Linked DNA regions of Homo sapiens: region 1 is linked to region 2. A link is a loop called in an ENCODE intact Hi-C map of the cell type or tissue named here. Cell type or tissue: GM12878. All regions are shown on one strand. Each heading gives the region's core, and the rest is flanking DNA. Links, peaks and the distances in the headings are about the cores only.

Region 1 (12,005 bases), core at 2,722-10,721, 880 kb after region 2:
GCCCCCCTTTCCCCAGAAAGAACATACCCCATTCTCTATGGTCCTCACCAGGTCAGCTCTCTTTTCAAATTTCCATGCCTTTCACATCAGAAAGAAATTCCTGAGGTTTAAAGGATCCAACTGGGCCAAGGGATCTTTGAAAAATCCTACCTCTGTCAGCTGCAATTCTTGCCCATTTGTGTGGGATGCATTGCTCTTGATTTGGGAAAACGATGGACTTGATACTTTATCACTGTATATGAGCTGCTGAGTTACGAAGGGATCATTTCTATGAAACTAAAGAAAAAGGGAAAGAAAGAATTAGATGTCTTTCAAACAAGACAAATGCACTATCAACTTTAAATTTTGTAAAATCTTCTGGAAGGTTACATGTCTCCCAGCTGCCGGCATAAAAGTATCAATTCCTGATAGCCTTGGACCGTTTTTGTTGTCAGGCTTGAGGCTATTTTACCAGAAATTATGGAGACGAAATATTGAGCAAAATGAAACAGAGCAATGTAAGTTCCCATTATTTTAGTGTAACCATTTCTTCAACTTAAGAAGAGTTAAAATAATTGTATTTACCACCATATATGCCCCACAAGGATTCATTCTATAATTAACATGATATAATAGTAGTATAATCAATGAAGTAAGCAAGCCATTAAAAAGGGGGGAGATCGGATCTCAACACATCCTTGCACCTGATCTTCCTCCACTCCTTACTCACCCTTTTCTTCAACTAAAGGGCACTTCTGTTCTCATAGATGCCTGACAATCACTCCTCTCCCGCTTTGGGGTTTTCTCCTGTTATTTTCTTAGTCTAGAAGAATCTCCCTGCCCACCTCCACCTATACATGCCAAAGTCTCACCCATCCTTCAAAGCTCAGCTCAAAAGCAATTAATTTTTTGAGCCCATGCTACATACTAGACACTGATTAGTTACTCTATATTAACTCACTGAATTCTCATAACCACCCAAAGTTGAGAACTTTTATTATCCCCATTTCACAGACAATGGCACTGAGACCCAGAAAGATTGATTAATGGACTTCCCCCAAATCAAAGAACTCGTGTTTGGTGAAGCTGGAGTTTGAATCCTGTGATCTAACGGCAGAGTCTCATGCCCTAAACTTCTATGCTCAATGCCTTCTGTGATTGTCTCTTGGAATGTTTTTCCCTCCTTTGAGTTTTCTATATGTTCACTTTATGTTACTTTAGGTTCAGTTCTTTTAAGACACTTTTCATTCGATTTTTTTGTTTTTGAGACAGGATATTGCTCTATTACCCAGGCTAGAGTGCAGTGGTGCAAGCATGGCTCACTGCAGCCTCGACCTCCAAGACTCAAGTGATCCTCCCATCTCAGCCTCCCAGGGAGTTGGGACTACAGGTGTGTACCACCATGCCCATTATTTTTTTGTTTGTTTAGAGATGGAGTCTCACTATGTTGCCCAGGCTGCTTCTGAATTCCTGGGCTCAAGGGATCCTCCTGCTTTGGCCTCCCAAAGTGCTGGAATTACAGGAATGAACCACGACACTTTGCCTTCACATTCTACCTTGCATTTAAATTATGTCTCCCCCTTAGCTTTCTCCTAGTAGACTAGTTGAGGGCTTAACCCACTTGTTTTCCTTGTTGACTTTTTAGAAAAGAACACATGATAGGAACCCCGTCAATATACAAGCATAGAAACCGTGGACCAGAATAAAACCACACAATTTTTCTGCAGAATGAGTGACATCCAAGAGGTCACTCTCAAACAATGGAAATTTAGGGAAATAGTCTGTGGTTAAACAAAGGATTTTCCCCCTTACTCATGCAATACTTTGGGCTGGAACGTTGGTTTATAAACTGACTGATTATGAGTGTGCTGGGGACTTTTAAAAAAAAAAAAAAGAGTAGAAGATTTGTCTTCTCAGCAGGAAATGAGGAGGGAAAGATTAGGCAACTGTAAAGAAGCCAATTTGTTTTTTTCAAACATGAAAGGAGAAAAATATATAATTTAACCAAGAAATTATCTCCAAATGCCCAGGGAACCCCCTGCTTGTCCAAACAGACAAAACACTCAAACATTCTGTGTGTTTTTGCAGGATGTCAATTTGGCGCTGGCAGTGGAGGGGAGTAGGATTAGGCATCCATAGACACAGACATGCAAGGCAAGACGTAGAAGAGCCAGCCAGGGAAGATGAGCGAGACTAGCAATGGCTGTGAGGCCAAAGGCTATGAGCAACTTCAATGCACACGTGGTGTGACTGAGAGAGGAACTCAGCTCTATATGCCTCCCATTAGCTCTTCAGTACCTTCCCAAATTTGCTTGATATTAAGAATCATCTGAGATGATGGTCCAAAACACAGATTCCCAGCCTTCCTCCCAAGCCTCCCGAGTAAGTCTCTCCACGAGGTACCCTGGAATTTTTAAACTCAACAAGCACGCTTAATGATTCTGAGGACCCACCTGAGGCAGGGAAGCACTGTTGTGGGCAATGGGAGCTGAATTCCGGTTCTGCGATACGCTGGAATGTCCAAGTCCTCAGGGTAAGGTAGCAGAAGAAGGGCTGCATTGGAAGTTGAGAGAACAGTGGGTCCTGTAGACTCATTGGTCCTTGATGCTTCAGTTAGGAGCGCTTGCCCATCTCACACTTTTTCTGATGTGTCCATGTAGTGCTTTATGAAGTGGACACCTTGATTTCTGAGGGTCTGTTGCCAATGTTACCCCATCATGACCATTTAACTAAAAAGACTGAGGCATTCCCAAAACAAATTCTTAGTAAAAAACTATGAGTCTAGAGTAGGAGCAGGATTTGCAGGCTTTGCAGGAGGAGGCTTTGCAGCAGCCAGCTTCCAAGATTGCCCTTTGTTATTCTACTTGATTGATAGTGTGCCCCTGTGCAGACTACTTCCATACTGGGTAGAGCTGACCAATGTCACCTGTAAGATGTTGTGAAGATGGTGGTTTGACTTTTAAGATAAGCCATAAACAACACTGCAGGTTCCATCTTGCTCTCTTGGATGGCTCTTTTTGTAAGGAGCCAGCCACCATACTGTGAAGGAATTCAGCAAACAGCCCTATGGAGAAATCCAGATGACCAGGAACTGGGGCCATTCACAGCAGTCATCATGGACCTGACAGTTGAGCCACCTGGGAGACAGATACCCCAACCACAGGTGAGCCCTTAGATGACTATGGCCCAGGCCAACATTTTGGCTACCACCTCCTGAGAGATGCTGAGCCATGATCACCCATAAGCCTCTCCTTAAATTCTGATTCACATAACTATGAAAGGTGGCAGAGTTTATCATGGTTTTAAGTTGCTACATTTTGAGATAATTTGTTATGCAGCAATAGATAAATAATACAGTTTCTCTCTCCCTTGTGTCTGATATTGGTTGAAAGAAGGTCTAGGAGGCTGGGCATGGTGTCTCATGCCTGTAATCTCAGCACTTTGCAAGGCCAAGGTGGGTGGATCACCGAGGTCAGGAATTTGAGACCAGTCTGGCCAACATGACAAAACCCCATCTCTACTAGAAAATACAAAAATTAGCCAGGCATGGTGGCATGTGCCTGTAATCCCAGCTACTCAGGAGGCCGAGGCAGGAGAATCGCTTGAACCTGGGGAGGTGGAGGGTGCAGTGAACCGAGATTGCACCACTGCACTCCAGTCTGGGTGACAAGGCAAAGTGAGACTCCGTCTCAAAAAAGAAATAAAAAAATAAAAAAATAAAATAAGAGGTCTCGGAATGGATGGTTCATGTAGACGGTATGTGGCATAATAACAACCAGCATGTGTGGAATCCATACTAAACACTTTACATCATTTCATTTCATTTAATTTCATCTCATTTAATCTTCTCAAAAGGCAGGCACATTTATCCTCATTGTATAGTTGAAAAAACTAAAGTTTGAAAAAGTCATGTCTTATGTCCACAGCTTTTGATCTAGTAAGAGTGAAGTCAGAACTTGAAAGAAGGTCTGTTTCCAAATGACTTCCCTGCTCTTGGTCTGCTTCCTGGGGCATCTGTGGGCATTTTGTACCCATCCTACCTTACCCTCGTTGAATGTGTGCCACCTCATTTAGACTTGGTCTGTACATCTGCAGAAAGAGGATGCGTTAGGCTGCTGCTGCTTGGATGTAGTGAGGGGAATGCTGGCCCAAGTTCAGTCTGGCTGAATCACAGTTGCCTCATTGACAAAATGGGGAAAATAATTACTATCTCACAGGGCAGTTGAAATAATTCAATTTCATAATGCCTATGCCATTGTTTTACAAACTCTAACAGCTAACACCAAAGTAAATTATTGTTTTTATCATGATTTTTGTTATGTTCATCTATGCCAAGCTCATAAAGATTATGGGATTAGAAGAGCCAATTACAACAGCCCACCCAGCGTCTATGGAAGGGCCCCAACTTTAAAGGCAGTCAATATATCCATTTTTTCCAGAACATGAAAGAAACGTTGAATAGCTATTTATTGTCTTCCAGCTATAATTGATTATGGGATGAGAGTTGTTTTGTCGATCTTCCATTACAGTGCTTGAATAAAAGGTTAGTAAATAATAATGATAACAGAGAAAAACAACACATTCTTTCTCAAATCCCACCCACGCTGCCTCTCTGACTTGTGTATATTTGAAAATGGTCTTTACAAATATCAATTCTGGAAAAAAATTTACGTTGCATTATAAATATAAAAATAAAACCAAATCAAAATTATTATCTTGGCATCCTGGGGACCCTCCCTGGTGTGGATGAGGGGGCAGAAAAGAGGGAGTGGGAAAGAATGAAGGGAGGAGGACAAAGACCATGCCCGGAATTCCCATGCCAGCGGAACACTTGAACAGCCTGTTTTTCTGCCCTTTAAAATTAAAAACACAAATCAATCTCACTCAAATTCTAAAAGCAGAAAGGAATGGGGGATTTGACTGGTAATGTTTAGAAATAAATGATTTCTGGAAATGTATTGTGACTTAAAAATTGAGAAGTTCTGTCTTTGTAGAATGAAAAGAGAGAGAAGCTACAATTTCCACACGCAAACAAACACCCCATCTCATCAACTCCACCCATTTCCAGCTCCTGGACATTTGTCTTTATTTGTTTCCTCCTCTTCTGAAGCAGGATTTCTCCTGGACAGCAGCCTCCTCAACGTGGGGGCTTATCTATTTATCATCCCTCTCTTCCAACATTGCTTCCCCCACCACCCCCAGCCACACAGACAGCAGGGATTCTTCCATCATTCTTTTCTTCCTTTTCTTGGGGGCACTGTATAGTCTGACCCTAGGCCCTCTTTCTCTCCCACAAAGCTTTTATTTGAAAGCAACAGAAAAGAGGATGGAAACTGAGGGTAATAGAGATTGAAAGAGAGGAGACAGGAGTGGCTGCCAAGACAGAAAGAACAAGACAGGCACAGACAGCATGCAGGGGTGGACTGAAAAGTGAGAAGTCAGGGAAGAACATGGGTTAAATAATCGATTTCAAAACTCACTCTTTGCCAGAGATTTTAATCAAATCATTTCCTTAACCCCAGGAATCTTCTGGGAATTCATTCCCTCTTTCTCTGTCTCTGTCTCTCTCTCTCTCTCTCTCTCACTCTCTTCCTCTTTCTCTATCCCAGACTCTACACAGAGCCAAAAATGCCCTTAGCTATGGCCTGTGCCAGCACCACCACATGTATCTCTATTCCCTCCACTACACATAGGTGCAATCGCACAACCACACACCATTACACACACACACACACACACAAAACCACCCCCCACGCCATATACTCAAGAGATGAGAAAAACCAAGCAAGTGGCCTGAGCAAGGCAAGCCCAGATCAAAGGGTTTTGGACTAGTGTCCTTTCCCTCTCCGTATACTGTCTGAGGGGTACTGTAATTAAGAAACAATTTATTCCTTTTCCCAACACATTGGATAACTACCTCTCATTTTACTCAACCAAAGTGGCAACAAGGCACCACAGGCACAACCCTGACAGAGAAGGAAAGCATTCAGGGAAACTGGGAGGTGGGGTATTATAAGCCTTCTTATTTTTTTAAATGGGTACTATTCAAAAGGGCTGCTTTCTTCACTGGCTACAGGTTATGTAACATCTAAATTATTTCCGGAGTTTCTGAACAGACCAGAGGTTCAGAATAATGGCACCCGCCTCTCCAGATCTGAGGGCTGCTGTCTTCTCCCAGAAGCCCCTCCAAGCCGCTCTGACCCCTGGTCTGGGGCACCCTTCTTCCTTCCCGGCATTTTTTACAAACACAACCTTCAAAATTAGTTCAGAGGCTTTGCGACCCTTTTGTGGCCCTGCACCGCCATCATGTGGCCAGAGCTAACACTGCATCCATGCACACTTACGTGAAAACCAATGAAACCTTAAATGGGAAGTGGCGTAAGATCAGGATTAACCTCCAGCAGATCCTAAGTGGGGTACTTTCCTGTCTTTGCTGCTGGTATATGCTGCAAACTATATTTGGAGGCCTTTTACACTTATGTTCCTCCGCTAGCCCCTTTTCATGGAATGCCTCTTCCCTCGTGTACTCTAAGTTCTAAAATGTAAGAAACTTGCTCATAGGACCAAACACAATTAATCTCTGACCTTCAAACACGTTTCATTTTATTTATTGTGATCGTAGCACTTACCAAAATTCTAAACTGTATGCAAATTAAATGTGTGTGGATTTCTCTCCCCTACCAGGAAGTGAACTGGCAGATGGCAGAGACTGTTTTTTTCACACCTCACAAATAGTAACGAGTCTTTAAAAAGTATATATTGAATGGAGAAAATACAGCAAATAAATGACTCACTAATTTCTTAGCTACCCTGCTTAACTTGCCCTGATGACCTCTTCCTTCCTCTTTTCTGCACAGTGTTGGGCACTGTGCAGCATATAGGTAAGAAACCCTGGAGTAGGAATCAGAATTAGGTTACACCCATGGGAGCTGCGTACCCTTGAGTCAGTCACTTTTTCCTCTAGGAGCCTTAGTTTTCTCAACTATATAAAGAGAGGATTGAATTAAACAAATCACTAAGGTCCATTCAGGTAGATGACGAGGTAAGCCTAAACAAAACTGACTTTTACTAGAGGAATTTTGACTCTGCTTTAAGAGACAAGATGCACTATAGTTATATTCTTTTTCCACTTATTCCAAGGTAATAATACACAGTATTAGGTACCCAATAAATATCTGGAAAATAACAGATGAGAACAGAAAAAAAAGTCAATAAGAAAACAAATTGACCACAGAGCAGTTGTGAACGACAAATGGCACACAACTCCATTCGTAATTCACATTCAGACTTTTTATGTCCTGACATAAGCATGCTGCAAAAAGACGTATCAAAGGCTACTAAGGTTAAACATAGGCTGTTCTGGACTTTTCAGAGAATGTTTCTTAGAGGCAAATCACATTAACAGCCAAACAAATCTGGCTCTAGATAAAGGAGAGGATGTTGTTTGAGATGCAAGAAGGACAGCATAGTGCAGGTGTTACAAAGCAGATAGGAACAGTAAACAACAAATTGTGGCAATATTAGCCACGAATTCTTCACCTGGTTTCAGAAGAAGCCGCTATCAAGTTGTAATCTAAATGAGTATCACCTGAAAAATCACCATGCTCCTATAACCGGAAACCCAAGCGGAACACTTCTGTTCCTCATATTGTATTTCACTGATAGACACAGTCCAGCCCAACTGCTTATTTTCACAGACAGCACAGAAAGGAAGAAAGTCCACCTTGTGTTTCTGGAGACCTCTTCCTATGCCTCGCAGTGGGTCAGGCATGTTATATCTGCTTAACAAGTTGTTCGGTACAATGTCCTATGAACACTCTCTCTTCTACAAATATTAACAGATTTAGTACCTAGTACTGAGAGGTGACAGAGTGCTGGCAGTCCTCACAGCCCTTGCTCGCTCTCGGCGCCTCCTCTGCCTGGGCTCCCACTTTGGCGGCACTTGAGGAGCCCTTCGGCCCGCCGCTGCACTGTGGAAGCCCTTTTCTGGGCTGGCCAAGGCTGGAGCCGGCTCCCTCAGCTTGCGAGGAGATGTGGAGGGAGAGGCGCGGGCGGGAACCGGGGCTGGGCGCGGTGCTTGCGGGCCAGCGTGAATTCCGGGTAGGCGTGGGCTCGGCGTACCCCGCACTCGGAGCGGCCGGCCGGCCCCGCCGGCCCGGGCAGTGAGGGGCTTAGCACCTGGGCCAGCAGCTGCTGTGCTCAATTTCTCGCCAGGCCTTAGCCACCTTCCCGCGGGGCAGGGCTCCGGACCTGCAGCCGGCCATGTCTGAGCCTCCTCCCCCCCGCCCCTCCGTGGGCTCCTGTGCGGCCCAAGCCTCCCTGACGAGCGCCACCCCCTGCTCCAAGGCGCCCACTCCCATCGACCACCCAAGGGCTGAGGAGTGCGGGCGCAAGTCGCGGGACTGGCAGACAGCTCCACCTGCAGCCCCGGTGCGGGATCCACTGGGTGAAGCCAGCTGGGCTTCTGAGATTGGTGGGGACGTAGAGAACCTTTACGTCTAGCTAAGGGAGTGTAAATAAACCAATCGGCACTCTGTATCTAGCTCAAGGTTTGTAAACACACCAATCAGCACCCTGTGTCTAGCTCAGGGTTTGTGAATGCACCAATCCACACTCTGTATCTAGCTACTCTGATGGGGACTTGGAGAACCTTTGTTTCCACACTCTGCATCTAGCTAATCTGGTGAGGAGGTGGAGAACCTTTGTGTCTAGCTCAGGGATTGTAAATGCACCAATCAGTGCCCTGTCAAAACAGACCACTGGGCTCTACTAAACAGCAGGATGTGGGTGGGGCCAGATAAGAGAATAAAAGCAGGCTGCCCTAGCCAGCAGTGGTAACCGGCTCAGGTCGCCTTCCACGCTGTAGAAGCTTTGTTCTTTTGCTCTTTGCAATAAATCTTGCTGCTGCTCACTCTTTGGGTCCACACTGCCTTTATGAGCTGTAACACTCACCGCAAGGTCTGCAGCTTCACTCCTGAAGCCAGCGAGACCACTAACCCACCGGGAGGAAGGAACAACTCCAGACGCACAGCCTTAAGAGCTGTAACACTCACTGCGAAGGTCCGCAGCTTCACTCCTGAGCCAGCGAGACTACGAACCCCACCAGAAGGAAGAAACTCCAAACACATCCGAACATCAGAAGGAACAAACTCCGGACACGCCGCCTTTAAGAACTGCAACAGTCACCGCAAGGGTCCGTGGCTTCATTCTTGAAGTCAGTGAGACCAAGAACCCACCAATTCCGGACACAGTACTACTTCATTGGTAGTGGCTGCTTGGAATAGTGTGATTAAAAGGACCTGGGCAAGGCATATGCCAGGAATGTGGCCAGGCAGATGTATACTCCCAATGCAGGCACTTGAAGAATCATTACACGGAAGCACCGAGCCAGGCAATAGCAGGCAGTCTCTGCCTACTCCCGTGGATGTACGAGCGAAATAGTCACCATGAAGTGCTCAGAGTTAGTCAATGAAAGGCTCGAAGCCTTCATACTAATTGATGGAGTATGAAGCCTTTCTGCATATATTTTCCTGATGAATAGAGCTATGATTATTTAATTTGTAATGGACCAGAAGGGACTGATTTTACCAGGGCTGATGGCCAGGAACCAAGGATGCTGAGCCCAAGAATTTTTCAAAATGTTATCTGAAAATAAAAGAGAGTAGTCAGGAGTTTTCCTTTCTTGTTTCCAATAGTGTGTGTATCCTGTGGACATAGGATAAATTATCTTATTTCCTCCACCTGCTGTCTTTTGAGGTTACAATATAGATAGCATAGGGTTATTGAAAGAATCATTGGAACATAGAGTTCACAGGGACCTTGGAAATGGACTTGTGTGGGGATGACAATATATGGCACTGGTATTGCCATTCTCCCAGCCCCTCCCATAGCAGACTTTGCTAATTCATTTAGCAGGAAAATAGCAATGCCATTTGTGTCTTTGAGGCATATTTTCAGCACACTGCTCCAGACTCATCAGGGTCAGCACTTAAGATAAAGCCATTTTCTAACCTTTGAAACTTGGCTTTTGGGAGAGTGACTTCTCAAAGTTGCAGTTAGGGTCAGAACTGGAACCCACATTTTCTGATATCCAAATATTTCTCCGCTTTCCTGTTCAGTTGTAAGCTTCCTAAAGATAAGCATCATTTCCTTTTTTCCTTGGGGTTTAAAAAAATTAAATTTTATTGTGTTTACTTGAGGTTTGCAACAAAATGTTATAGGATACATATAGAAAGTAAGTTGGTTACTAGTGTGAGGCAAATTACCATATCTGTCATCTCCCATAGTTACTTTTTTGTGAGTGATCTTTTTTATTTTTCAATCAATCAATACATGGAAAGCATTCCAATTAAGCAACTGCTCATCCACTAAGGCATCCAGAACAGAAACTTACTCTCGACCTTCAAGAAATTGACATTCTCCCACACACAACTCTCTCTGTGCCTTGATGCCTCTGTTTAAGTGGTTTTTAATGTTGAAAATGCCTTTTTCATTCCTTCCACCTTGAAATCTACTCAAAATACATATTGTCCACAAGGATTCCAGATTTGTCTTTTGCTAGCACCACCTTTATCCCTAATGGACATTACCTTCTGCCTCCTATGTTCTTCTAAAATATTTTAAAATACATAAAAACTAGACATCTGTTCAGTTACTTGTCTGTCTATCACCTCCACCAGGTTGTGAGCACAAAACTCTAGAAAACATATCTTGCTCACATGATGAATAAAGGGATGCCCACGATATCATAGGCTTCTGATGACTTTTAGTTGGATAAAAGCTAGTTTCTAGAACCATCACAATTAAATATAAAATCATTTAACAAAGTTAAAATAGACCTTAGGCATCATGTGACTTAAGATTGGAAAAAGGTTTTATTTTAAGGCTAATCCCAATTCACTGGTAGTGGCTGCTTGGAATAGTGTGATTAAAAGGACCCAGGCAAGGTCCAGGTTCAGTTGGAAAGAGGGCTGCGTTTGGTGTGTGTTGTCTGCCAGGAGTGAGAAAGCAGGAAACAGCAAGATGTATGTCTGTTCTGCCAGCAAGGATCAAATCCACTCCCTGATGGTTAATGTTAAAGGCTGCATGATGCAGTAGATGATTTGGGTAGAACTCTGAATTTGAATGCTCTACCCAAGCTCTCCTGGGACTTTAGTTTCATTTTGTATGAAGTGAGCATGGTGGTTCTCCTCTTTTCCTCATTCAGGTTCGTTTGTTTTTTTTAATGATGATTGAAGACATGGTGATGAAAGTATTTTACAAAACATAAAGCGATGTGTAAATGTGTGTGATGATCCCTCTCCATAGAGGACTGGCCTCAGCGACCTTTCAGTAAGTGGCAATAGAGAATCCAAAACTAAGAAAGATGTGCTATTCCGGAAGCTGATCCCTTCTCAGTCTCCGGTTTCATCCATTCTCAGCCTCACCTTCATTCTCTAAGCTTCACTTTATTTCTCAAAGTAAACTTCTTTCCATTTTCCATCTCACAACCTTTGGAGGTGCTTAGCTGCTCCAAACTTTCTTCAAACTCCAAGTCCAGACAAGCTCTGGAAGATGTGTCTCAAACTTCCACAAAATCCAGAAAATGCTGATTCAGCCCTACAAAAGAGGCTAGAGATGAAAGACAACGTTAAAAAAAAGGAACTCGGCGGGGCGCGGTGGCTCACGCCTGTAATCCCAGCACTTTGGGAGGTGGGCGGATCACGAAGTCAGGAGATCGAGACCATCCTGGCTAACACGGTGAAACCCCGTCTCTACTAAAAATACAAAAAAAAAAAAAGAAAGAAAAAATTAGCTGAGCGTGGTGGCCGGCGCCTGTAGTTCCAGCTACTCAGGAGGCTGAGGCAGGAGAATGGCGTAAACCAGGGAGGCCGAGGTTGCAGTGAGCTGAGATGGCGCCACTGCACTCCAGCCTGGGGGACAGAGCGAGACTCTGTCTAAAAAAAAAAAAAAAAAAAGGAACTCATCCCAGCTCTGGAGAGTCAGACAGAGAGGCCAGAAGAGAATTTTTTTTTAATGATGGAGAT
Region 2 (12,005 bases), core at 1,572-9,571:
TCTCTGTGAGGTGAGTATTCTCTCCATTTTAAAGATAGAGAGAGTAAGGCCCAGATATTTTAAATCACTTGGCTAAGAGTATACAGTAAATAACTTCCAGATCCCGGATTCTGAAATTCAAGTCTTTTCTAATTCATGATCTCCTTCACACTACATATGTCTGCTAGAATTTTCCACATTACTCACTTTCCTAGGCCAAACATACTATCTCATGTTTTATTCTCTCTCTACAGGGGGTCCTCAGCTATGTCACATTTTTATCTTGTAAAGAGGAGAAAGAAATCCTGGAGAATTGATATCTAGCCCAAGAGACAGGAAAAGACCACTTTCCTCCAATGACTTCATTTATTTTTTTCTTTTTCTCTTTTTAATATCTAATAATGTTTGCCACAGAGGGCTGTTCTGTAGGTTGCTGTTATATGAATTGGTACCTATGGGAGAAACTAACTCTGCTTTGAAATAAGCAATTTGAAAATATATAATAGTCTATTTGGAGTTGCAAAGAAAGACTGCAATTCATAACGCTCCATATGTCCCCAAGTATGCTCCCTGGACATCTTTGTTGCTGGAATATTAGTGAATTATATGCTGCAGCTTAGATCACATAGTTCATGCATTATAATTTTGTTGTGAAAGATAATCTATTCTTTTCAAGGTGTTGATTGGACTTCCTAAATGTAATTGGCTTTGTTCATTTGCACATATATCAAGCTCCTATTATGATTCTCTTAGATAAAAGTTTTGATGGATCCCTAGTAATTAAAAGACAAACTCCACATTCTTTGGCACATGATTCAAAGTCTTCCAAATATTTAGTGTCTACCTAACCCAATGTTTCTATTTTCGTAGTCCTCAATACCATGTCTCCAGGCCTTCTCTTTTGTGTCTATAAAAACCTCACTCGTCTTTCTTGTTTCAGATCATGTATCATTGAAGGTGAGAATGAGAGTGGTTTTAGATATGTGTTCTATGTTCATGGTTGGGCTTAACAGGTTCCCAACCTCATAATTGTATATAAGGCTGTGAATGTATTGGACATGTGTACTTTTACAGGTAAAGAATTCATAGTGATTTGCAGATTCTAAAAATATTGATCACCATCTAAACATAAAGTAATTACTACAGGATTCACCAGTTACTAATATGTTGATCTATACTGATGGTGATACTCATTGTCTTTTGATTATCAAATCATTTATATTAAATTCCTAGAACTGCTCTAACAAATTACCACACACTTTATGGTTTACAAAAACAGAAACTTATTGTCCCATAGTTCTGGAGGGCATAAGTCTGAAAGAAAGGTATCAGAAGCATTGGTTCCTTCTGGAAGCTCTGAGGGAGAATCTTTTCTAGCTGTTGGTGGCTACTGGCAAACCCTGGCATTCCTTGGCATGTAGACATCACTCTCATCTTTACTCTCATTTCTACATGGCTTTCTTCTCTTCCTGTGTCTCCATATCTCAAATCACCCTCTGCTTTTTCTCCTGTTATTTAATTTTAGGCTTGCACAGTCTCATCTCACGTCCTTGAGCTGAATTGTATCTGTGAAAACCCTTTTCTCTAAATAAGGCCATCTTCACAGGTTCTAGGTGGATGACATAATATAATCATGACTGGAATCATATAATATTTGTCTTTTTGACTGGCTTATTTCACTTAGCATAATGTCATCAAAGCTATCTATGTTGTAGTATATGACAGGATTTTCTTCGTTTTTAAGACTCCATAACATTCCATTGCATGAATATGCCACATTTTTTTTTATCTGTTCATCTGTCAATGGACATTTGGGTTGTTTCTACCTCTTGGCTATTTTGAATAATGCTGTAATGAACATCGGTATTCAAATATCTCTTGAAATATTGCTTTGTTTTGGATACTTACCCAGAATTAGATTGCTGGATCATATGGTAATTCTATTTTCAATGTTTTTAGTAACATCCACACTGTTTTCCATAATGGCAGCATCATTTTACATTCTCACTAACAGAACACAAGGGTTCCAATTTCTATCTTCACCAACACTTGTTGATTTTCTTGTTGCTGTTCTTTTAATAGTGGTCAGTCTGATGGGTATGAAGTGATAGTTTATTCTGGTTGTGTTTATTTGTTTGTTTGTTTTCTTGTTTTAAGACAGGGTCTCACTCCATAACCTAGGCTGGAGTGCAGTGGTGTGATTATGACCCACTGCCAACTCAACTCCCTGGCCTAAACTGATCCTTCCACCTCAATCTCCTGAGTAACTGGGACTATAGGTGCACATCAGGCTAATTGTTTGCTTGTTTGTTTGTTTGTGTGTGTGTAGAGGAAGGGTTTTGCTATGTTGCTCTGGCTGGTCTTGAAATCCTGGCCTCAAATGACCCTCCCACTGTGGCCTCCCAAAGTGCTGAGATTACAGGCATGAGCCACCATGCCTGGCCCTCACTGTGGTTTTAGTCTACATTTTTCTTAATGATTAGTAATGTTGAACATATTTTCTTATAAATACTGGTCTTTTTTAATATCTTTAGTGAATTATCTACTCAAGTTCTTGCTCTTTTTTAAATTGAGTTATTTTTCTGTTATTGTTACATTATAAGAGTTCCTTATATATTCTAGATATTAACTCCTTATTAGACACATAATTTGCAAATATTTTCTGCCATTCTTTAGATTGTCTTTTCACTCTGTTGATTGTTTCCTTTTATGCTGAGAAGTTTTGAAGTTTGACGTCTCATTTGTTAATTATGGCTTTTGGGCCTATGCCTTTGATGTCATAACCAAGAAATAATTAGCAAATCCAATGTCCTGAAGTTTTTCCAATACATCTTCGTCTAGAAGTTTTCTTGTTCTAAGTCTTAAGTTTATATATTTAATCCATTGTGAGTTAATTTTTGTAAACAGTGTAAGATGTGGGTTCAGTTTCATTAATTTGTATGTGAATATCCAGTTTTCCCAACACTGTTTGTTGAAGAGACTCCTCTTTCTCCGTTGTGTAATGTAGGTACCCTTGCAAAGTTCATTTGACAATATGTGCATGGTTTTATTTCTGGTTTCTCTATTCTATTCAATTTATCTATATGTCTGTCTTTATGCCACACCATCTCGATTACTATTTCTTTGTGGTATGTTTTGAAATCAGGAATTGTTGTTTTTTCCTTAAGATTACTTGGACTATTCAGGGTCCCTTTAGATTTTATATGAATTTGGGGATGGCCTTTCTATTTCTGCAAAAACTGCCACTGGACATTTGAAAAGGATTGCATTGAATCTGTAGATAACTTGGATATTATAGACAGTTTAACAATATTATGTCTCCTAATCCATTAACAGAAGAGGTCTTTCCATTTATTTGTATCTTTTTCTTTTTTAAGGAATGTTTTGTGGTTTCCAGTGTACAAGTATTTTGCCTCTTCAGTTAAGTTTATTTTTGAATATTTTATTCCTTTGATTGCCAATATAAATGGGATTATTTTCTATTTTGTTGGTTAATGCTAGCATTTACAAGCACAACTGATTTTTGCATTGCTTTTATATCTTGCAATTGTGAAATTTATTATTTTTAACAGTTTTTTGGTGGATTTTTAGGGTTATCTAAATATAAGAATGTATGAAAGTTTCTGCAAAATTATTATTTTAGGAGAAGAGATTGTACATGTCTTTAAGGAGTTCAATTATTGGGGAGTCAGGCTTTTGATATATAAAATATTTAAAACTTCAAATTGGTCACTTATTTTCCAAAGTTTTCTAATTCATTCAAAAATGATTGCTTGACATCAGAGACTCTATAATTATTTTCCAACTGATATTTCCAATCATCTACTTGTCTTTCCTATCACACCCTACATTCTAGTTAAATGGGATATTTTAAATACTCTAATTAGACTTGACATTTCCCAATACCTGTGCTTTTTCACAAACTAGTCTTTATGTGTACAATTACCTTCATTAAGTTCTATGTCCTGGCTAAATCCTATTTTTTTTAATTGCAGAGATATTATTGGTTTCATATGTAACAGCCATTCCCTTACTTTAAGATTCTTAAATGTGCTTCAGAAAATGCTATACTCATTGTCACCATGGGGATTGAATCACAATGAATCTAAGTCAGTATGGTTCCATTTCTCTTAATAGTGATTGGTTTACATGTGGCCTTTTACTTAGTTTTAGCCAAGAAGACCATAAGAAAATAACTGTTGGAGGGGCTTCTGGAAAAATACAATATTGCTCTTAAAAAGAAATACATGAAAGAACATTTCTGCTTCTGCATGTACAGTCAGTCAATATGACATCTCATATTTTCTAAGATTTAAAAGAAAGATGGGGCAAATGTGTATGGGGAATAGTGTCATGAGATGGAGTGGAAGAGCGGGTAGGTTACAGGTCAAGTAGGACCTGGTAGGTCATGGTGAGAAGTTGAAAACTTATTTTAAATGCTATGGGAAACTATACAAAATTTCCAAGAGAGTTAGTAACACAAGCTTGTTTTTCAAAAATCACGCTGGCTGTTTTTGTAGTGCATGGATTGAAAGAGGTAAGAATTGAAACAGAAAAATCAATTAGAAGGTTACCAATGTAGCCTTGGAGGGAGTGGTATGATGGGAGGAGAAGACGTTTAATACTCATCGCTAAAATAAATGTACGCTGTATTGCAAATAACTATATATAACCATAATTATGTAATGTAGGCTGAATATATCACCACTAAACGGGTGGGCAACAGGATCAAGATTAGCATCAGAGAGAGGTCATCGGGAAAACAGAGAGCAGCTTATACTCACGCTGTGGGAGGAAGTCAGTCTCTACACCCCAGGGAGATGCAAGCAGGCTTCACTCTGTGTTTTTCCTCTGCAATCATTGCGTTCCCTACAGGACAGGTGCTGCTTAATATGACTACCTTCCCTTTATTCACGATTGTTTGTGGTTCTGATTAAACAGCCTCCTGGCAGGAGGAAGGCCTTTCTGGGAAGGGCAGTGAGAGGTTTGCCATTTCCCAGAAAAACCTGGCAGTCCTTAGGCCCTGCTAATAGTAGCTGATGAGTTAATTTTCCTTCCTAACAAGCCTTACTCCAAGAGGCAGAAATAAACACTGGCAGGGGTTGCATGAAAATAGCCAGGTGCTCTGGTCCAGCCCTCCCAGGTCAGCAAGTGATGTGCAATTTGCTGTTCTCGCTTAGGGTGAATTTGCTGGTTCAGGTCAGAAAGTTCAAGATGGTGAGGGGGGAATGGTTTAAAAGCAAATGAAAAGTCATAGTTTCCTCTCCACATGGTACAAGTGCACCTTGGCTAAAACCACTTCTGCTTTGTCATTTAAGCATCAGGCATTTCCCCTCTGTGGTCACCTGGAAGCTGGCATCTACAGCAGAGAGCAGCAGCAGAGGGGCCTGCTTAGTTCATCTGATCCACTTTGCTGAGCCTGGCCTCTACTGCCCCCTTTTGGCTGACATACACTACAGACTGCTCAGGCTCGAAACTCTTAACCCTCTACCGCCAGGTCTTCCACATAGCCTAGCAAATGTTTCTCTTTGGGTCTCAGGACCTTATTATTTATTTCTGGCTTGCTCTTAGATTTTGGCTTGGAAATTGGCCGGTTAGTATTTGCTTTCTGATATTCTAGGTCTAAGGGACCCTCTCTCTAAGAGGGATTTTGCTCATTCATAGCATGATAAAATGTTAGCAGTTGCCTCAACGTTTATCTAGTCCAAAAACAGTGAATACATAACTTTTGTATATATTACCGTTGTCATTTTCTGCGCACATAAAGAGCATGTCTAATCAATCATGCTATATGTTTTTGCTGATCCTAGACTTGCTCTCAATCCTTCTAACATGACCACTAATGTTTTTTTACCATCAATATTTTGGATTTGACTAGAGATAAAACCCATGCATTCTTTAGTTATTACATTTACAGATAAGAAACAGAGGCCAAGAGAAGGGATAAAAATTTGATATTCCATACATAGCAGGCTATTGTTAGACTCAGAACTAGAATCTAGGTCTCCAGAATCCCAGGATGAAGTTCTTTTCATTGAAAATCATTGAATCCTTTACAAAATTGAATACTTTCTGTGTTAGTCAATTTTGCATTGCTATAAAGGAATACCGAAGACTAGATAGTTTATAAAGAGAAAAGGCTTATTTGGCTCATGGTTCTGTAGGCTGTAGAAGAAGCATAGTGCCAGCATCTGCTTCTGGTGAGGCCTCAGGAAGTACAAAATCATGACAGAAGGCAAAAGGGGAACCGGTGTATCACATGGCAAGAGAGGGAGCAAGAGAGAGGGGAGAGGCACTAGTCCCCTTTAACAAGCAGATCTCTTGTGAACTAAAAGAGTAACAATTCACTTATTACCACGGGCAGGGCACCAAGCCATTCATGAGGGATCTACCACCATGATCCAAACACCTCCCACCATGCTCCACCTCCAACACTGGGGATTACATTTCAACATGAGATTTGTAAGGGACATGCATCCAAACCATATCACTTTCAAAGTGTGTTTTATGGTCCAGATTCTAACACTATATTTACAATTGTCCTGGCCTAGAGTAGTTATTCATTTACGGAAACCTTTACTCTTCATCTGCCACAGTGCTGGGCATTGGTCATGATGGAATCCTGAAATGAAAACACATTTCTCAAGATTTCTCCCAACAAAAGAACTGCTGGATCAAGGGACAAGCAAGTGAGGTGCTGATCGACAGACCTGGTAGTTGCTGTAAGAAACTCATGGCAGATATAGACTATTGTGGAGCAGAGGGAAGCCTAGAGATCCTATAGTTCAATCTTCCAATTTTTTAGATGAAACCTTAGAGACTTGTCTGCAGTTACATAATTATCAGCATGGGAACTGAGGCTATGGCTCAGTTACCTGGCTCAGTTCTAAAAAAGCACTATGCCTATGCCTCCACACTGTCTTTATCAGATATAGCAACCCAAAGAGGTTAATTTATTGGTCATTTGAAATCATTCCTCATAGTCATTGTCTTAACCACTGCCAAAATGCTGTGAGAAAGGTATCAGGTTTTATGTGTTTTTTTGTTTGGTTTGTTTGTTTGTTATGCCAATAAGGAAAGGAAAACAAATATTTCATGTAATTTGCCCAAGATCATCATGGTAGACACTACTGGTGCTCATTTTCCCCTCTTAGCCACAGGTATGGGGAAGACTTCTTAGCCTTTTTGCTTATGGATAGGGAGTTCCCACAAATTTTTGACAATGAACTGTGAACAGAAGTGACATACCTAGGTTGAAACAGTGAAAGCCCATGCATGATGTTCACTTTCCCTCTTTTGCTTGCAACAGTGATTGTGGAGAACTCCTGTTGCAATGATGAAGCCTCAAGACAAATCCTGCTGATATCACTGGTCACTTCTTGTAAGGGAACTGTCCTGGTGAATGCTGGAGCCACTGCTATTTGTTGAGCTATTGAGTTATTGATATATATCCAAGTTTATTACCACCACATAAGCTTATTCTGTCCTGACCAATGTAAACTAAAAAGAAATATGTCTGTTTACAAAACAAATTTTGTTGGGTTGTTTCATCTCTGCTATATTTAAATTACATCTTAGCTCTGCCAATTAGGTCATATCTAAATATCTCTGAGCTTCATTTTCCTCAAATATAGAAGAGCTACAGTGCTGCCAATATGGTTTGGTTCTGTGTCCCCACCCAACTCCCACCTCGAATTGTAATCCCCATAATCCCCAAGTGTCAAGGGCAGGACCAAATGGAGGTAATTGGATCATGGGGATGGTTTCTCCCATGCTGTTGTGATAATGAGTGAGTCTCACAAGATCTGATGGGCTTATAAGCATCTAGCATTTCCCCTACTTGCACTCACTTCATCCTGCAGCCCTGTGAAGAAGGTGCCTGCTTCTCCTTTGCTTTCTACCATGATTGTCATGATTGTAAGTTTCCTGCAGCCTCCCCAGCAATGTGGAACTGTGAGTCAATTAAACCTCTTTCCGTTATATATTACCCAGTCTTGAGTATTTCTTCATAGCAGTGTGAGAATGGAGCAATAAAGCTACCTATTTTAGGCAATAGTTGCAAGAATTAATAGAGAAAATATATATAAAGTTTGTAAAACATAGTAAGCACTCACTTGTTAGTTTGTCATCTCCCCAGATGTCTTTCTTGTTGAAATCAATAATCTCTTGCTCTATACATATTGTAGTTTTGTCAAAGATCACTATTTCAGAGGTCATGGGCTCAGATGCACACAGGGACAAGGTAGTTACGATAAAACTGTGTTTTAAGCTGGGCAGGGTGAAGTAGAGAGCCCTAGAGTGTTTTACACAGGACAGCTACTGCTTACATACAGCTGATGATTACTACCTAGGGAGTTAAGGCCCAGGTAAGGGAAACACCAGAATTTTCTGAATTTCTTGTGAAATGTTAAATATATTTTTTATTTAATTTGGGAAATTAATTACTAATTTTTTGAACCGGGGGTGAGACAACAGAGTTCAAGTCAAATACGCACATATCTGCAGGCCCTTTAGGCTACCAGTTTGTAACCTCTGGATTTGATCTCTATTGTTAATACTCTATATCTTGCACAAAGAGTGTCCATGTGAATGCAGGACACTAGACGGTTAGTCCCTGGAAGAGAGGGGCCTCATCCTTCCACTTCTGTCCTTCTCACTGTTCAATAACAAATCTGAAACAAAATAGAATGAGTGGCTGAAATGGGTTATATTAACAATGCTTTTTGAATGGTAAACTTTTCAAAGTGAGATATTTGACTTAAGCAAATTTAAAGTAATTGTTTCCAAATCAAAGACATAGTTGTCTCAGGTTGTTCATCCAAACAAAAGGCTATGGATTGTTCTTACTGTGGTATCAATTAAACTGTGCCCCATTCCTGTCTATATGCTTATGTCAGAGAACTGGTGAATAGCCTGCCTTATAATGGAACACCAAAATAAAATGAACATTGGAGAACGAGTCCCATGTTGTCAGTTGAAAAAAACACAGTTCCCTGAGGGCATGTAAGAGAATCTCCAAAGAGAGGGTAGGGGTAGGGTGGTTTATAAACATTCACTCTAAAATGTCTATTACTTAATTTTTTTTCAGGCAAAATAATTATTTTAACATATAAAGTAACATTAAAAGAGTATGTTGAATTTGAAAGCATGGTGTCTAATAATAATAATGATAATAATTAATATCCATTTCTATTTATTGAATGCTGTATGCAAAGCGCAATGCTAAATTTTTTACCCACGTTATATTATTTAATCCACAGTGCCTTTTGTGGTAGATAATGGTACTTTTTCTATTTTAAGATGAGGAAGTTCAGGCAGCTTAAATAACATGTCTATAATAGCATATCTGTTAAATCACTCAGCAGAGTTCTAGCTATATACAATTTCAGAGGCCATGATTTTATCAAAAATTTTTCCTTTTGCAATAAACAATGTTTAAAGCAAAAATTTCCTTTTCTATAAACAGTGACTACACCACTACCCCTTTCTTCCAGAACAATCTCTCCATGGAACTCCAATGAAGGAAATTGATTAAAAATCATTCACTTCATAATGAGACTTCAGAGACAACTCTGAGGGACACAGGTTGATGTAATATTTTCCTTCCTGAAGTCCTTGAATCCCTTGTAGCGTTAATAATATTATATTTTTATGTTTTCCCCTTATTTTAGATGGGCAAATTCAAGTACATGGCTGCTAAATATGTTCTCCATGATTTTCTTCATGTAAGTATTACAAAAAAGTAAAACAGGATCTCATTTTGCTGAATATTAGATGGATAGTTTTGGGCAAATTAATTGCTATATTGATGCCTGTTTTTATATTTGTCAAACTGGCATAATAATTGCCCATATGTTGTAAGATTGCCATGACAATCAAATGAGATAAGATAAAAACATTTATTAATTGATGTCATTGGCAATCAGCATGTAGTAGCTGCCAGAACAAATGGTAGTTATTTTTATATTATTACCAATATTGTTGTTATCTGAATATTTTAGCATGTTTTCTTGAAGAGTAGCAACCCTAAAATATTGATATGGATATAACAAACATCAGAGATGATCAGTTATGGGGTCAAGGGGAGGGAGAAAATTATGCTGGGTTTTTTTTTAGGGTATGGTAATAGAATGTTATAAAATGAGAACATTATATTTCCAAGCATAGGAATGTGTGGAAAATTTTGTAAGAGGCTCACCCATCATGGTTATCTCTCCCTTTCACTGTCTGTGAGTTATTTTATAACCCAGCAGGTCATTAGAAGATGATAATAATACAAACAATTTTTGTTCATGGTGGGGTGGACAGAATATGCCATCCCAAGATGTGAAAGATGGCTGAACTGAAAACAATTAAGAAGACACAGATATAGGAAAGCTCTCTGTACTCCATCTATTTGCCTAAAAGCAGAGCATAGATTTACAAGGGCAACCCCCTCACTCACCCCACCTTATACCAAGGAGAAAAAGGTTAATCGCCAAAGACAGCTTTACATCTTTATCGGTCTGGAGATGGTCCCAGAGGGAATCTACATTAAGAAGCTCTACTAACTAACATTTTTCTGCCAGTTATTTGCCTTCTTCCAAGTTGCAGTCCTTAAAGGCTCAAAGTCCTTTTCCTTCGGTTACTTCTCTGAAACTTTATTGCTCTTTGTTGAAGATGCTACATTAGCTAGATTTCAAGCCTCTTTGAGAACTACTGATCCCGAGTGTTTCTCATGTATATATGAAATATACATATTAATAAACATCTGTTTGTTTTTCTCTTGTAAATGTGTCTTTTATTACAGGGGTTTAGTCCAAATATAAACCTATGGGGGTTGAAGAAAAACCCCTCACATAGAAATGCAAATTATGCTCATGGAATGCAAATGCTTATGATCCTGTGTATATTGAACAGTTATTACATATTTGAAATTTACAAATTCACTTGTAATTTCATTTCAGCATTCCTTACTTGACCATAAATAACTAAAACTTTGAGTTTTTCTTCAAACCAGTTGTAACATCTTACTGGTTCCCTTATTAATTAGTGTGTTAAATAAAATATATAATGTATTCATTTTATATTTGCATGAGGCATAATTTTACTTTTAAATATATGTATGTGTGTGTATATATATGTGTATATACATAATATTTTAAGAGTAAAAAACTTTGAATTCAAAGACCTTTTAACACTTATTCTAGTATAACATTAGGCAATCATTTAACTTACCATGTTGTGGGTTTCTTTTTTAGTAAAATGGTAAAATAATATCTATATCACCCTACCCTTCTCAATGGTAATTCTGAGAATCTATTAAAAATAAAACTAGACACGAAAGTGATTTGAAACTGTAGCTATCTATACATATGCCAGGGATAAGAATTATTATATTTGATACATGAAAGTGGCTCATAGTCAGCAATTTGTTAGTGGAGATAGAAACACAGCCAGGCCATTGCTATCTAGCCTGGTATCCTCTCTAGATCACGATGCTTTCCCATAAAGATCAGAACACGTTGGCCTGGAACAAGAGGAACCTGGTAGCAAAGTGATTTTGTGTTATCAACAAGATGATAAGCTCAATAAAGAGTCCATTAGGATAGGGAATGTGAGGCAAGTGGATTTCCTTTGTAAATAATCCCTCATGGCCTCAAAAACAACCACTTATTTCTACCATGGCAAGCCTTGACGGGAGAGCCAATTCGGAAGGAATGAAGATGCTGAATTCAGAGCTCATATATGCAATTTTCGAGTTTAAAAAAAGCTCACCTTATCTTCCGTTTCTCTTCAATTTTAACAGCTTGGAGCTGCTAAATTGAGTAAAATGACTTTCCCAGAGAAGTGAACTCTTTGGGTCAGAAGAAACTTTAAAATCATAATAGCCAGTCTCTCTCTGATTATATAAGCTTCATCATCATCAGCTTAGTCTTCATCTGAGATGATGTTTGCATCAGATGCTTTTAATTTAGTCCCCTTTTCCCCAGATATGTCATATTCTAGATTCATATGGAGCTTAAGGTTGACCAGAGATCTCAGAT

The links. Hi-C counts contacts between places; a loop is a spot of excess contacts. Peaks named below come from ENCODE experiments on the same cell type or tissue, not always from the same donor. Only the 100,000 strongest peaks of a DNase experiment are listed, where the experiment ranks them.
Region 1: a loop joins it to region 2, with 5 times the contacts of the local background. A loop is called at or near these places in 4 of 110 quality-filtered maps.

What each region holds. Positions count from the first base shown.
Region 1 is chr9:117,639,123-117,651,127 of GRCh38, reverse strand. It overlaps LOC101928797 (a long non-coding RNA gene), which reads right to left and starts at 2,522. Exons shown (of 6, transcript NR_109806.1): 1 at 2,433-2,522; 2 at 151-276. In GM12878, for the core only: a CTCF peak has its summit at 6,289 (motif pointing left); a DNase peak (open chromatin) is centred at 6,407.
Region 2 is chr9:118,515,665-118,527,669 of GRCh38, reverse strand. LOC105376248 (a long non-coding RNA gene) reads left to right here and starts at 4,173. Exons shown (of 3, transcript XR_930294.2): 1 at 4,173-4,516; 2 at 9,651-9,704; 3 at 10,233-10,629. In GM12878, for the core only: a CTCF peak has its summit at 5,411 (motif pointing left); a DNase peak (open chromatin) is centred at 5,359.